2 separate regions of the Homo sapiens genome follow, and region 2 is linked to region 1. Evidence: read pairs that join two places in POLR2A ChIA-PET (ENCODE). Cell type or tissue: A673. All regions are shown on one strand. Links, peaks and the distances in the headings refer to the core of each region. The heading gives the core; the rest is flanking DNA.

Evidence for each region. ChIA-PET counts read pairs that join two places held together with the same protein. Peaks named below come from ENCODE experiments on the same cell type or tissue, not always from the same donor. Only the 100,000 strongest peaks of a DNase experiment are listed, where the experiment ranks them.
Region 2: POLR2A ChIA-PET joins it to region 1 with 10 read pairs; 3 of 35 experiments call an interaction of 5 or more read pairs at or near these places.

What each region holds. Positions count from the first base shown.
Region 1 is chr11:32,319,687-32,329,328 of GRCh38, forward strand. No RefSeq gene overlaps it. Among named protein-coding and RNA genes, the nearest start is that of WT1-AS, 110 kb to the right of the region's middle. In A673, for the core only: a CTCF peak has its summit at 4,026 (motif pointing right); DNase peaks (open chromatin) are centred at 4,035, 7,055 and 8,157; H3K27me3 peaks cover 476 bases.
Region 2 is chr11:32,267,931-32,277,572 of GRCh38, forward strand. No RefSeq gene overlaps it. Among named protein-coding and RNA genes, the nearest start is that of SNORA88, 130 kb to the left of the region's middle. In A673, for the core only: no CTCF peak of the experiment used is centred there; a DNase peak (open chromatin) is centred at 4,241.

The DNA of each region.
Region 1 (9,642 bases), core at 951-8,950:
GGCGGAGGTTGCAGTGAGCCGAGATGGTGCCATTGCACTCCAGCCTGATGACCGAGTGAAACTCAATCTCAAAAAAAAAAGAAAAGAAAAGAAAAGAAAAGAAAAAGAAAATACGGTCACTCATATTAGTTTTGGGTTCAATAAATACAACTATCATAGATTATCTTTATTATTTCAAATGGACTGAAGTCCAATTTAGACTTTATAGCATCAAGACTAGGCAAGAGTCTCAATTTTTCAATCCATCCATCCTTTGGTATAGAAAATGATTTCACGACACACATTATTTAAGCTATTCTGAAAACCACACTAATGTTCTCTTTATTAATATTTTTCCAGTTTCAAAGCCTTCCATCAGGCATTTCTGTCAGGCTTCTGAAGGGTCCCATATGCACCCTTCCAGTTCAGAAATGTGTTCTTTTTTGGTTCATTGGAATTCTTCAGAATATCTGGCACTGAAACATATTGGCTTCAATTAAAAGGCTATGATTTCTGTGAATTCCCATTAAGCTAGTGAAAGAAATCTGTGTTAAAAAAAAAAGTTAACACATTAAGATACAGTTGTACTGAAAAATGGTTCATGTTTAAAAGGCTACTTAAGTAGATGAAAATAAGCTGCCTGTTATAAAAATCTGCTCATTTTTAGTAAAATCCTTCATTTCTAGAGGGGTTTTTAGTACATATGTGCCCAATTAGCCATAAAAACTCAACTAGACATGAACCATGCAATCCAACCATCCGCCTGTTGATGTTAAAACACAGATCCTATTAACACAAATGTAATTTAAACGGTTAAAAAGTGATAAAGTACATAATTCTAATCTAATAGTGTTTGAAATATGATACTGCTCTATACCAATGACAAATCAGTTTTGAATTATGATTCCAGTAAAGTTTGAAATAGCTCAAGCATGTTAATTAGTGATCCAAAACTCAGGAACAGCATTATATATTATATTCAGTCACACCTCTTTGCCCAGGAGCAAAAGCATATTCTCTAACATTCAGAGAAAGAGAAAGCCATGTAAATCCTCTTCAATTCTACGTCCTGGATGCCCTAGAAATGCCTCACTTAATTTTCCCCATTCAATTTACTTATGTTTAAAAGGTGTTAGAACTCAAGATAGTTTCTCAAGGAACAATATTTAAGAGGACCTTTAAAGTGCAAAGAAGTTCACTAGTTACTGGGGAAATGCACAAAAAGAGATCAATGTAACCACTTCTCTCCACATCTGTGCCCCTATGTGACATGGTCACATAGGCATGGAAGGTAACAAAGAACTGGGGTAACAAAGCTGGAGGTAACAACTGGAGTAACAAAGCTGGAGGTAACAAAGAACTGAGAGGAAGACAACTGAACCATTTCGTACTAGCTTTATCAGAGACAAATGCAAGCTTACACACCCAACTTTTATTATAAAAATAATACCCTATATATTTTAGGGATAGGCTCGAGCCCATCAAGAATATTCTGATGGCTCACCAGTGAACTGCAGATCTTGTTTTGATAATCACTGCTGTAGGTGCTTATAATATTAAAGGCAGGATTTCTTTTATAAGTATTCATAAATTAGATTAAATTTTGATTGTTTTGGAAGACAAACTAAATTCCAATCATGTCAATGAACTATCTCATCTTTTAAAATAGCCACAGGCTGGGCACAGTGGCTCATGCCTATACTCCCAGTACTTTGGGAGGTCAAGGTGGGAGGACTGCTTGAGAGTAGGAGTTCAAGACCAGCCTAGGCAAAATAGCAAGACCTCGTCTCTACAAAAAAGAAAAATAAATAAATAAATAAATAAATAAAATTAAAATTAAAAACTAGCTGGGTTGGCCGGGCACAGTGGCTCACACCTGTAATCCCAGCACTTCGGGAGGCCAAGGCAGGCAGATCACCTGAGGTCAGGAGTTTGAGACCAGCCTGGCTAACATGGTGAATACCTATCTCTACTAAAAATACAAAAAAAATTAGCCAGGCATGGTGGTGCATGTCTGTAGTCCCAACTACTCAGGAGGCTGAAGCAGGAGAATCACTTGAACCTGGGAGGCGGAGGTTGCAGTGAGCCACAATAGTGCCACTGCACTTCAGCCTGGGCACCAAAAAAGAAAAAAAAATTAGCTGGGCATGGTGGCAAAAGCCAGTAATCCCAGCTACTTGGGAAGCTGAGGCAGGAGGATCTCTTGAGCCCATAAGTTCAAGACTGCAGTGAGCCATGATCACACCATTGCACTCCAGCCTGGGCAAGGGAGGGAGACCCTGTCTCTAAATAAATAAATAAAATAAAATGGCCATAAAACAGCATGCTGAAGCCCCCTTGATCATACAGTGCCAGTGTCTCTCACCCTCGAAATCAGTTCTTCAGGTCTAATCCAAATCCTGTTTGCCCCAATTCAGTAAATTTCCTCTGGTTTTTTATCCAATGGTAAAAAAAAGAAACATATTGTAACGCCATTCTCCAAACACCATGCTACCATGGCAGATTTAGAGAATAGCTAGGAATAGTGTGCCCTAACACAGGACTTGGTCTCTGGCAAAATTACCAAAGCTGAGACCAAACAGTATGGTCTAGCTGGTGTCCTTAAACTATTTTCTTAGAGAAGAGCGGGGGAAAATCAGCATGTGAACACGAGTGAATCAATCTTAGTTCTTATAAAGCAAGTCCACTGAGTATGAACACTTCCATTCAAAGCTCACCAAATGTTACTGTGGCTTTACAAGAATAAAATGTGAAACTCAAGAAAGAGATTCTGTCATTGCTGGCGTCCTATTAAAGCCCAAGTTCATTCCCTCCTCTCCATTTTCTGTGGTACCTCTTCAGAGTGGCATTAGATCCTATTTGGACCATTGCAGTAGCCTCCTAACTGGTCCCTCTGCTCTGAGTCTCTCATCCTTCACATTGCTGAAAGGTTAATCTCTCCAGCTCTGATCAAATTACCTCCCCATCAAAAATGTGAATCACTGGTTCTCACGCCTGTCAACAGAATTACGGTCACATTCCTTAGCCTGGGATTCGTATCCATGTTTAAAGCCCTAGATCAGAAATATCCCATCTTTGAAAAAATGAAACATGAAAAACGCAAAAAAGTAGTTCCTGGGCCAGGCGCGGTGGCTCATGCCTGTAATCCCAGCACTTTGGAAGGCTGAGGCAGGCGGATCACAAGGTCAGGAATTCGAGATCAGCCTGACCAACATGGTGAAACCCCGTCTCTACTAAAAACATACAAAAATTAGCCAGGTATGGTGGCATGCACTTGTAATCTCAGCTACTCAGGAGGCTGAGGCAGGAGAAGTGCTTGAGCCCGAGAGGCAGAGGCTGCAGTGAGCCGAGACTACACCACTGCACTCCAGCCTGGGCGACAGAGCAAGACTCCGTCTCAAAAAAAAAAAAAAAAAAAAAAAAGTAGTTCCTGGATCATAAGCACTCAGTAAATGTTCTCTGTTATCGTTGTTGCTGCCTCTGTGGTGAATGTGTCATGAAGTCTTTAATCTTCACAGATGGATTATGGGATTTTAACAATAGCTTTCTTATGATACCTAATTACTTTTTCTTTTCTTTTCTTTTTTTTTTTTTTTTTTTTTTTGAGACAGACTCTTGCTTTGTCACCTGGACTGGAGTGCAGTGGCGCAATCTCGGCTCACTGCAACCTCCATCTCCCGGGCTCAAGCAATTCTGCTTCAGCCTCCCGAGTAGCTGGGATTACAGGCATGCGCCACCATGCCCGGCTAATTTTTTTTTTTTTTTTTTTTTTTTTTTTGTACTTTTAGTAGAGACAGGGTTTCACCATGTTGGCCAGGCTGGTCTAGAACTCCTGACCTCAGGTGATCCACCCGCCTCGGCCTCCCAAATACTTTTTATTTCCTGTCATAGTTATTTAATTATATGTCTAATCTCCCCTGGTAGACTATGAGCTCCTAGCGTAGATCTTATTTTCATTCATCTTTATATCCTTCATGTCATACATAATACAAGGCTTTTACACAAATACATTTGAAGAAAAATGTTAAATATTGCATCAAGCCACAAGGGGGCACAGTTGAGCTACTCTTAATAGTAGAATCCTCCTACAATTAGTAATAAAGGTTTTAGAATTGAGAGGTTTTTCTCCCTTGAAAGTGTAAGTCTGCTTAAAGTAAATGTATAAGCCTTATGTATGATTACAAATATATACACGTTAACACGAGAAAATGACTGTTATATAGTTAATTTTAAAAAAACAATAAATAGTAGAATATATATGATTCAATTTTTGTAAAATACCTGTCTTAAATACATACAGAAAAAAGCCTGGAAGAGGAGCCTGGAAGAGGAGCCTGGAAGTTGGCAGCTGTTATATCTCAGGGAGTTGGGAATATGGAGGTTTTAATTTCCGTTTTGCACCTTTCTGGATTTTTAAAAATAACCTATACATACTAATTTTATAATCAGAAAAATAAAGGTATTTACTTTAGAAATACCTTCACTTTATGGCAAAATATTTATTTTCTTTTTCTTGCCATCTCATCTCCAATTCCATGTTTAATGTATTTAAAAGCAAATATACAATTTAGGGTATTTTCTGACAGATTAAAGCAGAGATTCCCAAATTCTCTTGGTACACAGTGCCCTTAGTGTCTTGGTAATTTTTCATGGTACCCCAGGGAGGAAAGAAATACCTAACAGCTCCATTTGTTAAGTGGTGAAGTCCAAACGACTTAAAAAGCATTTATGTCCTAACAGTTGAGTAGCCATTTGAAAAGTTAATACACACACATTGAAAAAACATTTTTATTCCATTCTTAACTAAACACAATTACTTATTAATTGAATGTGTAAACCCATTGGTCATTTTGGAAATTTCTTAAACTCTGGAATAAGATTGAACACTGACTGCTACCCTGATTTTCTATTCCACCCTGATTTTCATGCAGTACTCAATTTTTATCACGGCAACTACCAAAATCCCAGCTTCGAAAAGAAATGTTATCATTGAAAGGAATGGAGCACGATCTAATTCTGAATCTATGAACACCTCAAGCTAGTAGTTCATGGGTATCCCCATGCAAATACTGAATATAATTGTGTTTTCCGGCCAGGCGCGGTGGCTCACTCCTGTAATTCCAGCACTTTGGGAGGCCGAGGTGGGCGGATCACGCGGTCAGGAGATCGAGACCATCCTGGCTAATACGGTGAAAACCCGTCTCTACTAAAAATACAAAAAAATTAGCCGGGCGTGGTGGCATGCGCCTGTAATCCCAGCTACTCGGGAGGCTGGGGCAGGGGAATCGCTTGAACCCAGGAGGCGGAAGTTGCAGTGAGCTGAGATCACACCACTGCGCCACTGCACTCCAGCCTGGGAGACAGAGCGAGACTCCGTCTCAAAAAAAAAAAAAAAAAAAAAAAATCTGGTTCCCTGTGAGGCTGGCAAGACGGAAAAAAGAAAAAAACAAAACAAAACAAAACAAAACAAACCTCATCAAGTGGCTACTTCCCAACTAGCCTTGAAAATATGCCACACCTAATAGCTCAAATTTGTTTTGTTTTCTCTGAGCCAGATTCCGCTGGGAAAGAGGAAAGAAGGTTGGTGTGGGAAGGTGGGCTGAGGAAAGGACTCTGGTTTCCATCTCCCTCCAGTCCACCAATCTGCTCTTCGCTTCTAATCTGTTCTTCTCTCCCACTCAAAACTAAACCAGGAAGCAGCTCCCAAAGTAGCATGTTCCTGGGAAACACCCACGTTCCTGCATGAGTCTGAGACTGGATTTCCAACCAACCTACTGACTTTTCCACCTCTCTCTCCAAATGCCCAAGGCCTTGCCAGGACCTGGGAAGCACAAAGGGCCCCAATGTTGAACTGCTTCCTGGTAAGACAACCCTTTTCCCTTCCTGAACTAAAAGGCATTTACTTCTCCTGCCAGGAATCACTGGTTAGCTTCTGGGACCACGACTTCCAGTCAAGTACACAACTGCTTCTATTCAAATCCACTTCAAATGGAGATTAAAAAGTGGTTTTTTCTCTAAAGTTTGATGGATCCAATTTCACATCTTGAGTTAGTAAGATGGTTTCCAATTTTCTATTAATAACTTAAACATAATTAAAACACATCCAAAAGGCATCTCCAACTTGTGTGGCAGGAAGTACTTAAAGAACTTAAGGTTACAGGGAGATAGAAGCAAGCCAAATGTCTATGGACAGGTGGGTGAATAAATAAAATGTGGTATATCTCTACAATGGAATATTATTCAGCCTTAAAAAAGGAAGGAAATTCTGACACATGCTACAGCATAGATAAGCCTTGAAGACAATATGCTAAGTGAAATAAGGCAGACACAAAAGAACAAATATTGTGTGGCTCCACTTATATGAGATACCTAGGGTGATCAGATTCATAGACAATAGAATCGTAGGCTGGGCACAGCGGCTCACACCTGTAATCCCAGCACTTTGGGAGTCTGAGGCAGACAAATCATGAGGTCAGGAGTTCAAGACCAGCCTGGCCAACATGGTGAAACCCCATCTCTACTAAAAGTACAAAAATTAGCCGGGTGTAGTGGCGGGCGCCTGTAATCCCAGCTACTCGGGAGGCTGAGGCAAGAGAATCGCTTGAACCCAGGAGGCGGAGGTTGCAGTGAGCCGAAATCGTGCCACTGCACTCCAGCCTGGGTGACAGAGTGAGACTCCATCTCAAAAAAAAAAAAAAAAAAAATAGAATGGTAGTTGCCAGGGCTGGGAGGAGTAGGAAATGGGGAATTATTGTTAATTAGTATAGAGTTCCAATTTTGCAAGATGAAAAGAGTCCTAGAGATGGATGGTGTTGATGGCTGCACAACATTGTGAATGTACTTAATGCCACGAAATGTACACCTAAACATGGTTTACATGGTACATTTGATGTTGTATATATTTTATTTTACCACATTTTTTTTAAATCACAGGGATGACTTTCTGGTAAAGGGAGGCTTCGATTTAACTGGAATCACATCCTTAAATCACTTGGACAGCTTGCAGCCGACCTAGAGATGAGTCAGTTTAGATGATCTGGTGTTAAATAACATACATGATGTTTCAAAACCCAAAACCCAAGGGCCCTGTTCTAAAGGGAACAATGCCTAAACAAGAGCAGTAGCCAAGCCTCCACCTCTTTCAGGCCTTCAGTGTGCTTAAGAAAATTCAAATTTTCTCAGTAAATTCCCAGCCCTTCAGGCACGAGTGTGAAATTCTCACTCACTTCCTTTCAAAGAGGATACTGTACTCCTCAGATGCTATAGATCCAAGGCATGATGAAATAAGGCCTAGAATAGCAGCTAGAAGACATGGACAAATGCAGGCTGATCTGGGTTCCAGAACTCAGCGTCCTGGGCGTGAGGCTTACAGTGAGGTGTTTTCTTGATCTAATGTAGGCCTGACGCTGTTAAAGAGGACAGCCTGAAAATCCAAAGCACCTGGCTTTCTCCTTACTTGTAGGCCTGGCCTGTAAACACATTTCCAAACTCTCCTGAGAAATGTTTGGGAAGGAGGAAAGAGAATTTTCTAAGGTCAGCCTGGAAAATGCCAGATGATGCATTCTATGTCAAAAATCGGAGAAGTCCTACAGTGTAGAAATTTGACGTCCAATTTTCTCACTTCTCAGCTTCACACCCATTGATCTCCCTTTTTTTTTTTTTTATGTGCTTAGCTCTTCCTTTCTTGACATCTCCATTTTGTCAGTGGCACCCAATCTCAAAACCATAGAGTCTTTTCTGATTTCCTCTTCTGTCAACACATTCCATCACTGATCTAACTATAAATTCGGCTCCAGCCATACCTTTTCCATCAACCCCCTTTCTTCCTACCTTCTCTGCTGCCATGTTAGTTGAAGTCTTCATGACTCTCCCCACTAGACTATCCCAATAGCCTCCTCATTGGTCTCCATATCCCTCAGCTCTCTTCCCTCTAATAATATCTTAACCACCAACAGAGGAATGCTTCCAAAGTACAATGCTAAGCATGCCACAACTATACTTGGACACTCTGAGTGGCTCCCCATGGCCCACGAAATAAGGAAGGACAGACCCTTCAGCTAGCATGTGAGTTTTTTTTGTACTTGTCGCTCCAACCCCCTCAACCAGCCTCATTTCCCATCCCAGGGAACCTCATGGTCTAGTCAACTCAGCTGTTTTCCATTTCCTAAATAGATTTCAAGGTTTCCTGCCACTGCGCATCTACTCATCCTCAGTCAGATTTGAGCTCTCTCCCTCCTCTTCTCTACTCAACTTCCAAGTCCAGCTCAAATGCTGAGTCTTTGTGAAGTCATAAGTCTTTTCTTTGAATTCCTCAAAATTCTTCAACTGTTGAAATCTCATAGTTCTTAATACAATCAGCTTTTATTAGTGTCATGTTTCAATACAGTCAGTTGTACCTTAATGTGTTACTTTATTAAAGGACTGCAGACAGCCTTAAATATTAAAGTCTTATTCATCTCTGTATTTTACTTGAGTGCTAACACAATGCTTTAGATATAAGAAGCATTTAATGCAAGTCTGTTGAATTAAGGAATAACTACTTTAGTAGTTATTCCTTAATTTAGTCCTACTTCACACACCATCAAATTCCCAAACTTCAATATATTCTTAAGCCAGTGATAGCAAATTTTCATTTATTCTCTTTCCTGAACCCTAGACCCTTTTTTAAAAGACTTTATATGTTTTATTTACAGATTAAAACAAATATAAGTGGCATCTCATTTTATATACAGATGTTCCCTGATTTATGATTGGGTTATGACCCAATAAATCCATTGTACATTGAAAATATTAAGTCAAAAATACATTAAATACGCTTGTGAACCCTGAAAAAGCCTAAAGATGAATCATCCCTGAAGATGAATCCAGAGTGGCTAAATGGGCCTAAATTCAGATTAGAGCCAAGTGGCCATTTGCTGACTAGACATTACACACCTACTCTGAGTTTCCAGAAAACCTGCACTTCTGCTTAACTTTGGTACTTTCATAGCCACATGTTGATATATATGCCATCTGAACCAACCAATAAACTGTGATGTCCATTGACCAATCAGAGCCCAACAAACACCAACCAATCAGAACTAAGCAAGCTTGAATCCTTCATTTGCATAAGCAGATCTGAATGGGAACCTGGGCTGAAATATTCTCTATAAGAGATCGAGACCATCTTGGCTAACACGGTGAAGCCCTGCCTCTACTAAAAATACAAAAAGTTAGCCGGGCATGGTGGCTCGTGCCTGTAGTCCCAGCTACTTGGAGGAGAATCGCTTGAACCCGGGAGGCAGAGGTTGCAGTGAGCCAAGACTGCGCCACTGCACTCCAGCCTGGGTGACAGAGCGAGACTCTATCTCAAAAAAAAAAAAGATAAACCGGCCAGGCACGGTGGCTCACGCCTGTAATCCCAGCACTTTGTGCAGCTGAGGTGGGCGGATCACCTAAGGTCAGGAGTTCGAGACCAGCCTGACCAACATGGTGAAACCCTGTCTCTACTAAAAATACAAAATTAGCCAGGTGTGGTGGCACATGCCTGTAATCCCAGCTACTTGGGAGGCTGAGGCAGGAGAATGGGGGGCAGAGGTTGCAGTGAGCAGAAATGGCGCCATTGCACGCTAGCCTGGGCAACAAGAGCAAAACTACGTCGCAAAAAAAATTATAATAATAAAT
Region 2 (9,642 bases), core at 1,142-9,141, 52 kb before region 1:
CAGGAACTGGTGGGTGCCTACTGATCTCACTTGCTAAGAAGCCTCTAGTTGAAAATGATCTGGCATGCAGCCAATCACAGACCACTCTGGAGAAGGGTTGTTTCCTGGCCCTGCTTTCCACTCCCCCACCCCACACATAGCTTCCCAGAACCGCAGCAGATGCGTCAGTATGCTCCCAACTTCCACAGAGCTAATTAGCTCACATGTGGACTTCTCCATCAGTTACACTTATCACCTACCAGGTGGGCTGCCAGGCAGCTGCATAAATGGAAAAGGAAGAGGAAAGGTGGGTGGGGCTTCCCAGGAGAGATGGGGAGGAGCGTGTTTCATCTGAAATAGGATGCATGACATTGACAAGTCACAATTCAGAAAACTCAGGCCTCTTTGGTGTTCACACCAAGAGACATCCAATCCTTAGGAAAGCCTTTAGACCACGACAAAATATTAGGGATAGATGGGTTGGTGGAAAAGAAGGGCCTAGACATTCCAGTGACTAAGGCTGTGGCATCCTCTTAGGCTCTAAAGAAGATTTTATTATCCATATTTTATTAAGATTTCTGCCCAACACTGCAACACCTGTTGTGTGTCTTCAAAGAATCCTTAGGCAAATGGTCACTGTCTAAAATATCACAGCATGCCCATCAACGATGGACTGGATAAAGAAAATGTGGTACAGCCAGCACGGTGGCTCATGCCTGTAATCCCAGCACTTTAGTAGAAGGCCGATGCAGGTGGATCGCTTGAGCTCAGGAGTTCAAGACTGACCTGGGCAACAAGGAGAAACCCCATCTGTACAAAAATACCAAAAAAAAAAAAAAAAATTAGCTGGGCATGGTGGCATGCGCCTGCAGAGATGGGAGGATCACCTGAGCCCCAGAGGTCAAGGCTGCAGTAATGCATAATTGCGCCACTGCACTCCAGCCTGGGCAATAGAGGGAGATCCTGAAGAAAAAAAAAAAAGAAAGAAAAGAAAAGAAAAGAAAAGAAAAGGGAAGGGAAGGGGAAGGGGAATGGGAAGGGGAAGGGGGAGGGAAGGGAAGGAAAGTGGGGGGGAAGGAAGGGAGAAAGGAAGAAAGGAAGGAAGAAGGAAGGAAGGAAAGGAAGAGAGAGAGAAAGAGAAAGAAAGGAAAAGAAAAAGAAAAGAAAGAAGAAGAAGGAAGGAAGGGAGGGAGAGATGGAAGGAAGGAAAGAGGAAGAAAGAAAGAAAAAGAAAAAGAAAGAAAGAAAGAAAGAAAGAAAGAAAGAAAGAAAGAAAGAAAGAAAAAGAAAAGAAGAAAATGTGGTACCTATACCCCCATGGAATACTATGCAGTCTTAAAAAGAATGAGATCATTTCTTTTGCAGCAACATGGATGCAGCTGAAGGCCATTATCCTAAGCAAATTAACACAATAACAGAAAAGCAAATAACACATGTTCTAACTTACAGGTGGGAGCTAAACATTAAATACACATGGACGTAAAGATGGGAATAACAGACACTGGGTACTACTTGAGGTGGGAGGGTGGGAGGAGGACGTGTGCTGAAAAACTACGTATCAGATACTATACTCACTACCTGGGTGATGGGATCCTTTGTACACCAAACCAAAGCAACATGCAATTTACCCATGTAACAAACCTGTACATGTGACCCCTGAACCTAAATTAAAAGTCAAAAAAATTTTTAATTCAAAAATTAGTGGATTTAGTAATTAATTAAAACCAGGAAAAATTAAAATAAAATATATTACAGCATATTGCAGATGTCATTGGCAACTATGGCACCCTGAGATTTTGAGCACACACTCTCACATATATGCCTTGTATAAGAATCTCATTCAGTTTTGAAATGCTACCTGAGGCCTAGATGTGGATTGCCTCTTCCAACTAGAAAAAGCAATAGAATTAGTAAGTGCGTGTGTGTGTCTGTGTGTGAAGGGAGGGGGTGGGAGTGTAGAGGACTGTTAAATACTAGGGTTGGAAAACAAAAATGCTAGGGAAAACCAGTGGATCAAGTAACATGGCCTTCCAGGCCAGTTTAAGGAATATCTTAGGTCCTAATGGCACTTTCCAGTTTGTAAGCATATCTTTTTAGTTTACAAGAAGCCTCATTCAGCCTAAAACTACCAAGATGTGCCATGATTTACTACAAGTTGAAAACAGAATCCTATATCCAAATATCATGTTTCTTCAAGCAGTTTGTACTAACTGTGAGTAAATATATTATCCCTGGCATTCACAAATGTTGGAGAGAACTGGGAGAAATCTTAAAAACCTAAAGATTCCTAAAGCCTCTAAGCCAAAGTAAACAGGCCAAGTGTGCTAATCATACAACAAACGTAGAAGGCTGAGACCTTCGCTCAGAGCTTTACGAAGGTACACTAAATCTCACTTTGATTCAAGCAGGATTTTCAAGATACGAATTTCACTAAGGCACAAACTGAATAGAATCACGTCGGTATAATCCTCACATATTTCTGCCAGCTGGGATCCTGGATGTTGAGATGTGACTGCCTCTCCAAGGGCCTGAAACCACCAGTCTGTTTTACATGGGTCGCCACACAGCCATCAGATGGAAACACTCTGTGGTCACTACGCTAACAGATCCAAATCACCTACGTCAAAAGAAAAGGCTACAGCTCCCATTTCCAATCTCCCAAGCCACCCCAGTCCCTCTGCAATGGATAGAGAGACTAAATGAATTGTTTACTTAATTGTGCTGTGCAAGCTGGATAATTGCATGCTTTCCAGGAAGGCTTTGTAACCAATGAGATGGCACTGAATCTGCCAAAACCTGTACCTTGAAGCCAACATCCTTTCTTTCTATAGACCCTCTCCTATCAGAAATAAAGGCAACCCTGGTATTATTTCTAGAGGAGGCAAAACCATGGTAAAAACATCAAAGATCATGTCTTTCAAAATGGAAAAATCTCCATTAAGCTGAACCCACTGAGAACCGCTATCTCCATATTTGCCAGTGTGGAACCTTTAGAGTCACAAACCTTGATTTAACTAACTCATTACACACTGAAACAGCCAACAAATGGCAAAATAATCTACCTTAGCAGGAGAACAATTGGTCCATTACATAGAAAGACCACATTTTAAGAGGAGAAGGGAGATACAATTAAAAAAAGGGGGTTGGGAAGTATTTTTAAATTATCCAATAGTGTGCAAGAAGACTACAAAGATGGAAAATGGGATTTTATTTATTTGTCAGTCTTCAACAGGACTAAAAAATCGATTAATGCCAAAGTAGAAAATACTGAAATGATGTATTGAGGGAAAAAAGAAAACCCTTAAGGGTAGCAACAACCAAATGTTTAGGCAAAGAAAACCCCATATGCTATGATTTGAATGTGCCCCCCAAAGTTCATGTGTCAGAAACAATTCCCAATGCAACAGTGTTGAGAGGTGGGAATTTAAGAGGTGATTGGGTCATGAGGGCTTTGCCCTCATGAGTGTATTAATTTGTTAGCAAGGAAAGGAGTGAAAGGAGTGGTTTGGCCCCCTTCCTTCCCCCTCCCTACTCCCACACTCTCTTGTCCTTCCGCCTTCCACATTGGAATAATGCAGCAAGAAGGTCCTCTTCAGATGCTGGCCCCCGGACCTTAGACCCCTCACCTTCAGAACTGTGAGAAATAAACTTCTGTTCTTTATCAATTACCCAGTCTGTGGTATTCTGTTATAGCAGCACAAAACAAACTGAGACACCATATTACTTAATAATTAGTCAAGAGAACAAAGCTAAATGAGATGCTTTTAAAACTCCTTCCCCAAAGCCATTTATAAAACGTGTTTGAAATGTTAACAAACACAATGGAAGTTCTCAAATCCAAATACTTGCTTTTGGTAAAGTAACTATTTGCAGCACTTCATACTTACTTCGTTGATTTCCTTCTGAGCAGGCAATACATTTCGAGACATGTTCACAACTGAAAAGTACCTCTCCTATCCAGATCTCCAGCCACCCGTTCTCCTTCCCAGAGGCAACCACTGTTACTGATTTCTTATTATTCTTCCAGATCTTAGATCCAAATACTCTTTAAACTCAATTTTGCAATATTTTTCCATCTATATGTTCTTTCCCATTACCCTCTTGTTTTTATTTCTTATAATGGTTTTCATTAATAGCAATCAGAGTGTTTTTTCCTAGATAGGTCTATGTTCATACAGAGTTTCAGCTTCTCCAACTGGCTATTTCTTCTCAGATGCCATAATCTCCCATGATACAGTCTAATCGACATGCCTCACTAACAGGATTAAGAGTTTAAAGGAACAGTACTCCTCAGGAACTGCCAAGAGTGTGAAGATGCTTTTTTTTTTTTTTTTTTTTTTGAGACAGAGTCTCGCATTGTCACCCCAGCTGGAGTGTAGTGGCACGATCTTGACTCACTGCAACTTCCACCTCCCAGGTTCAAGTGATTCTCCTGCCTCAGCTTCCTGAGTAGTTGGGATTACAGGTGCCTGTCACCACGCCCAACTAATTTTTTTGTATTTTTAGTAGAGATGGGGTTTCACTATGTTGGTCAGGCTGGTCTCAAACAGCTGACCTTGTGATCCACCCACCTTGGCCTCCCAAAGTGCTGGGATTACAGGCATGACCAACTGCGCCTAGCCGAAAATGCTATTTTTATGCAAATATCCTTCAAAAATCTAGGAGGTTCAAAAAAATGGAAAATACAGTGTAGCTGCTACCAAGATGAAGTTTTAAGAATGTTTCAATCTTGACAGGACAATGTTACCCTGACTCAAGCGCCAGTTGGCTTGGCTGTTGGATGTCAGTCAACCTTTTCTGATTTTTCAGGGTTAGATTGTCCCAGAGCAATATTTGTCTGAAACACACCCTTGAATGAGTTTGGGAATGGGAAAGAAATGATGGGTAGTGGGAGGGTCAGGAGGGAGGATAGGAGAGCACCACACATAGTCAGGGGAGGCTTTCAAAAGAGTCTTGACTCTAAGAATACCCAAAAAGAAAGGTAATGCAAATTTCAAACATACCACATGCATTTTCTTTTCCTTCCCAAATCCCACTAAGGCTATTTTTTTAAATCCAGGTTCTAGTCCTGGTTTTGTCATGACCTTAATTTACCCTTCACCTAATCACCTTTGACTCAGTTTCTTCATCTATAAACTGAGGGGCTTGGCCTCACTGAGTTCTAATGTCCTTTATACATTTAATCTTCTATGAGTCTAAGATGCAATTTCTCTCCATATGTTGAATTATAAGCCTACTATGTGGGTATAAAATTCCTTCAATTTCCCACAACTTATTTGCCATGAAATAACAAACTGTGTAGACTTTTAAATGTTTTCAAGGGCCAGGCGCGGTGGCTCACGCCTGTAATCCCAGCACTTTGGGAGGCCGAGGCGGGCAGATCACGAGGTCAGGAATTTGAGACCATCCTGGTTAACATGGTGAAACCCGGTCTCTACTAAAAATACAAAAATTAGCCAGGCGTGGTGGCGCACACCTGTAATCCCAGCCATTTAAGAGGCTGAGTCAGGAGAATCGCTTGAACCTGGGAAGCAGAGGTTGCAGTGAGCCGAGATCATGCCACTGCACTCCAGCCTGGGTGATGGAGTGAGACCCTGTCTCAGAAAAAAAAAAAAAAAAATGTTTTTAAACCTTCATCAGAGAAGTTACTCTAATGGACAGTTGTCATTCTGAAGATGTCCAGCATCCACTCCTCCTCTTTTACAACACCTGATTTCTTTTAGAAGTATCTGCATTCAATTTGGGGGGATAAATCTAAGTGTTTGCCTCCCCAAACTACAAAGTTTAAGAAGAACCAGAAAGTTTCTTCTTCCAGGCTTTCCCTTCATAAATCAATACATCCATAGGATGGACATGTGACCTACCAACTTTTCTCCCCCAGGACTTCTCTAGCAGAACAACACAGGAGCAAAACAAACAGCTAGCATTCATTCTCTCTAGAAGCAGTAATTTCTTCTACAAAGTTTTCTGTTCTTCAGCTTTCCCTTCAATCCTGCAAACAACCCCATATTCGTCCAGTAAATTCCCTTTTTTACTTTAGTGGTTTGCCACATAACAATCCATTCCAAAACTTAACAGCTTAAGATAATAATCATTTATATACTCACCATTCTATGAATTGGCAATTAGGATAGGGCTCAGATGGGATGGTGTAGCTCCGCTCCATGTGGTGTCAGCTGGATTCACTTAAGCATCTGCAATCAGTGGGCAGATCAGCTGGGGGCTGACTGATCCCAAATGGCCTCACTCGCTCACTTTGTAGAAACCAAATGAAGTGCCGGCTGGAGCACCTTAGTTCTCCCTGTGTCCTCTCATTCTCAAGTAAATTAAACAAGGCTTCATTGCATGATGGAGAAATGTTCTGAGAGGATGAAAGGAAAAACTGCAACTTCCCTTTTCCTACATTCTATTCGTCAAATATAATTTTTAAATCAGCCTAGATTCAAGGGATAGGAGAATAGATTCCATCTTAATTAGAGAAGTGACCAAGAAACCTTTCCAAGAAAAGTGGATACAAGAAAAAATGAATCACTGGGGTCTCTTACTGTAAGCAATCTACCATGTTGGGCTTGGTGTTTGTTGCTTGTGACATAAGGACACTAACTGATCCACAATCAGTGTAATGTGACACAAAACACATTAGATTGTTGAGGCCTTAACATCTGGGACATTTTCCCTGTTTATACCTCACATCTCAATGGGATTAATCGGAAAGAATGTGGGTGTTGTGGTAGTGAGGGTATAAGAAGCACAAAATTTAAAGTGAAACTGCCTTGGTTCCAGACCTGCAGGTTACTTAGCTGTGCAATTTTGAACTTAATTAATCTCTGTGATTTTCATTCAAAATAAAAAGGGGAGTGACAATATCTGCCCTGAGTTGCAGAATTGTTGTGAATATTAAACAGTGTAACTCCATGAACTTCAGGCCATCCTCACTTTGCACTGTAGTGCAGGATCATAAAAATGGCCATGCAAGTTGAAACTGTGCCAAACTTTTTAATAATGAACAGGAAAAATTATCATATTTCCTTGACCTTTAAAAATATTGTCAAAACATTAAAAAACTCTCTCCCTATTGGTTATAAATATGAAGAAAAATGGAAGAAATAGTAAAATGAATGTTTGTTTTCTATGTTGATCTAAAGTGTTAGTAACATTGAGAATAAAATGCTTGATTTATTTGTAAAGAGCTTAACAATATTCATTTGAACAATGCTTGCTTTTTTATCATCATATAATTTACAATATGGAGTGAGCATCTTTCCTATGCCTTGGCAAATTGTCATACTCCTTTCAAAGTTTGGGTCAGCTTCCAACATTTTATCCCTTACGCTTTCAATGCCACAAAATATCTCCAAGGGTTCCTTTAATGTGAAGATTTTTTCCAGAATCATTTCCTCTGGGATATGTTGATCCCTTCATTACAACCACCTTCCTCATTTATGTCAGTAACTTTGCCTTGAACAGATTCTTCTGATTGCGTGTCTTTCAAAAGGCAGTAGTGTCAACATTCCCATGATCAGCTGTTTCTTCTGTAACTACATTTATGTTTGATTCAAACTTCATTTCCAGTGTTATCATTTTTTCTTTTTTCTTTTTTTTTTTTTTTTTTTGAGACGGAGTCTTGCTCTGTCGCCAGGCTGGAGTGCAGTGGCGCAATCTCAGCTCACCACAACCTCCGCCTCCCAGGTTCAAGCAATTCCCCTGCCTCAGCCTCCCAAGTAGCTGGGATTACAGGCACATGCCACCACGCCTGGCTAATTTTTTTGTATTTTAGTAGAGACGGGTTTTCACCACATTGATCAAGAGATCAAGATGGTCTTGATCTCCTGATCTCGTGATCCACCCACCTCAGCCTCCGAAAGTGCTGGTATTACAGGCATGAGCCACCACGCCCGGCCCTATTTTTTCGTTTCTTTTTTGCATCTTCTTTTTTTCTTTTGGCCAATTCCCTCTTTCAATTTTCCACATTTGTACAATGTTGCTCAGGTTTACCACTAAGAAACAAGATAATAAACTCCACACTTTGTTGTCTGTTTGTGAACTAAATAACAGATGCACAGTGACCAATCACTGAAAGACTTCGAAAGAAGTGACGGATTAGTCACCAATCATGATGCACATCTGTTACTTATATAGTGACTTGGTGGAACTAAAGAGCTAGCAGCAAAGTCTGTACTTCATGCAATTGCTCACAGCTAATATATGTGGTAACTAAAATTTGAATCATATTGTTGAGGGACTGGTGTTATTTAATTAAACTGTAGTAAGTGAAATTTGTGCATATCAGAACTATGCAAAACAAGGACTGCCTGTATTAAACATTATATAAGGTTTAACTATTGCCAGTTGTTATTAAGGAAGGAAAGACTAGACCTCATACTTGGTGCATGAAAGAAGGGGTTAGATTTAATTCAAACTTGCACTCAGCTCTAACAATTTTCATCTTTGTCCCTGTATTAATGCTAACTAGGCAGCAATGAAAGGAGAAGGAAGGACTGAAAACACAGCTATATTTTAACCTTTCGCATAGGGCTAGAAGGAAATTCCTGGAGAGGAAAACAGGGCATAACCAAACCTAAAGTTCGTCTAAAAGTGGGGAGATTTGTCCAAATTAAGTAGATCTTTTATCACTCTTTATTTCCAAGGCAAGAAGGAAAATCCTTCAATATTGTTTTCCATGAATGTGGCTGGTGGTCTCTAAAGATCCATTTTCACTTCTTTTGTAGTTGTAGAACCCCAAATTTTGGCTGGTTGTGCAGCTGCCCAGAACAAAAGGCCATATTTCCCAGCCTTCCTTGTAGCTAGCTGTGTCCATGATTAAATACTGCCCCATGAGATATAAATGAAAAGACTGTGGGGACTTGAAGACAGCACCTTAAAAGGAGCTGACAGTTTGGAGAAGCAACCTTTTTCCCTACTACTGTCTGGAATGTGGACAAAATATTAGAAAGAGCCCTCTTAGACCATGAAGCCATGGAAGCCAAGTAATGGGATAGTAGAAGACAAATACAGAAGGAGGCTTAGTCCTTCATGGATGTATGGAAACGTCATACCAGCTCTGGCTGCCTCTTTCCACACTTCTTCTATAATGTGTATTTAAGCCACTCTTTTTTTTTTTTTTTTTTTTTTTTTTTTGAGACAGAGTCTTGCTCTGTCGCCAGTGGCTGGAGTGGTGCAGTGGTGCGATCTCAACTCACTGCAGATCTCGGCTCACTGCAACCTCTGCCTCCCAGGTTCAAGCGATTCTCCTGCCTCAGCCTCCCGAGTAGCTGGGACTACAGGCATGTGCCACCACGCCCAGCTAATTTTTGTATTTTTAGTAGAGATGGGGTTTCACCATGTTGGCCAGGATGGTCTCGATTAGGCCACTCTTTTAGGTCTTTCTTACCCACATGTGGATACAGTTCCTAATAGATAAAATGAATACACTTATCTGTTCAGTGGCCTATTTTAGTGGCCCAAGTAGCAGATTGACTCTTTCACCACTGTCTTACATCCTTCTAGGCAGTAAAAGTACCAATAAAGCAGAAACACATGGGAAAAAAAAAGCCCTTCCCACAGTGTTGGATATTTAGAGGAACAAAGCTTATGGTTGTTTGCAAAGTCCTAATACAGATTCAAATAGTCAAAACTCAAACACAGACCTGGCTTAAGAGTTGT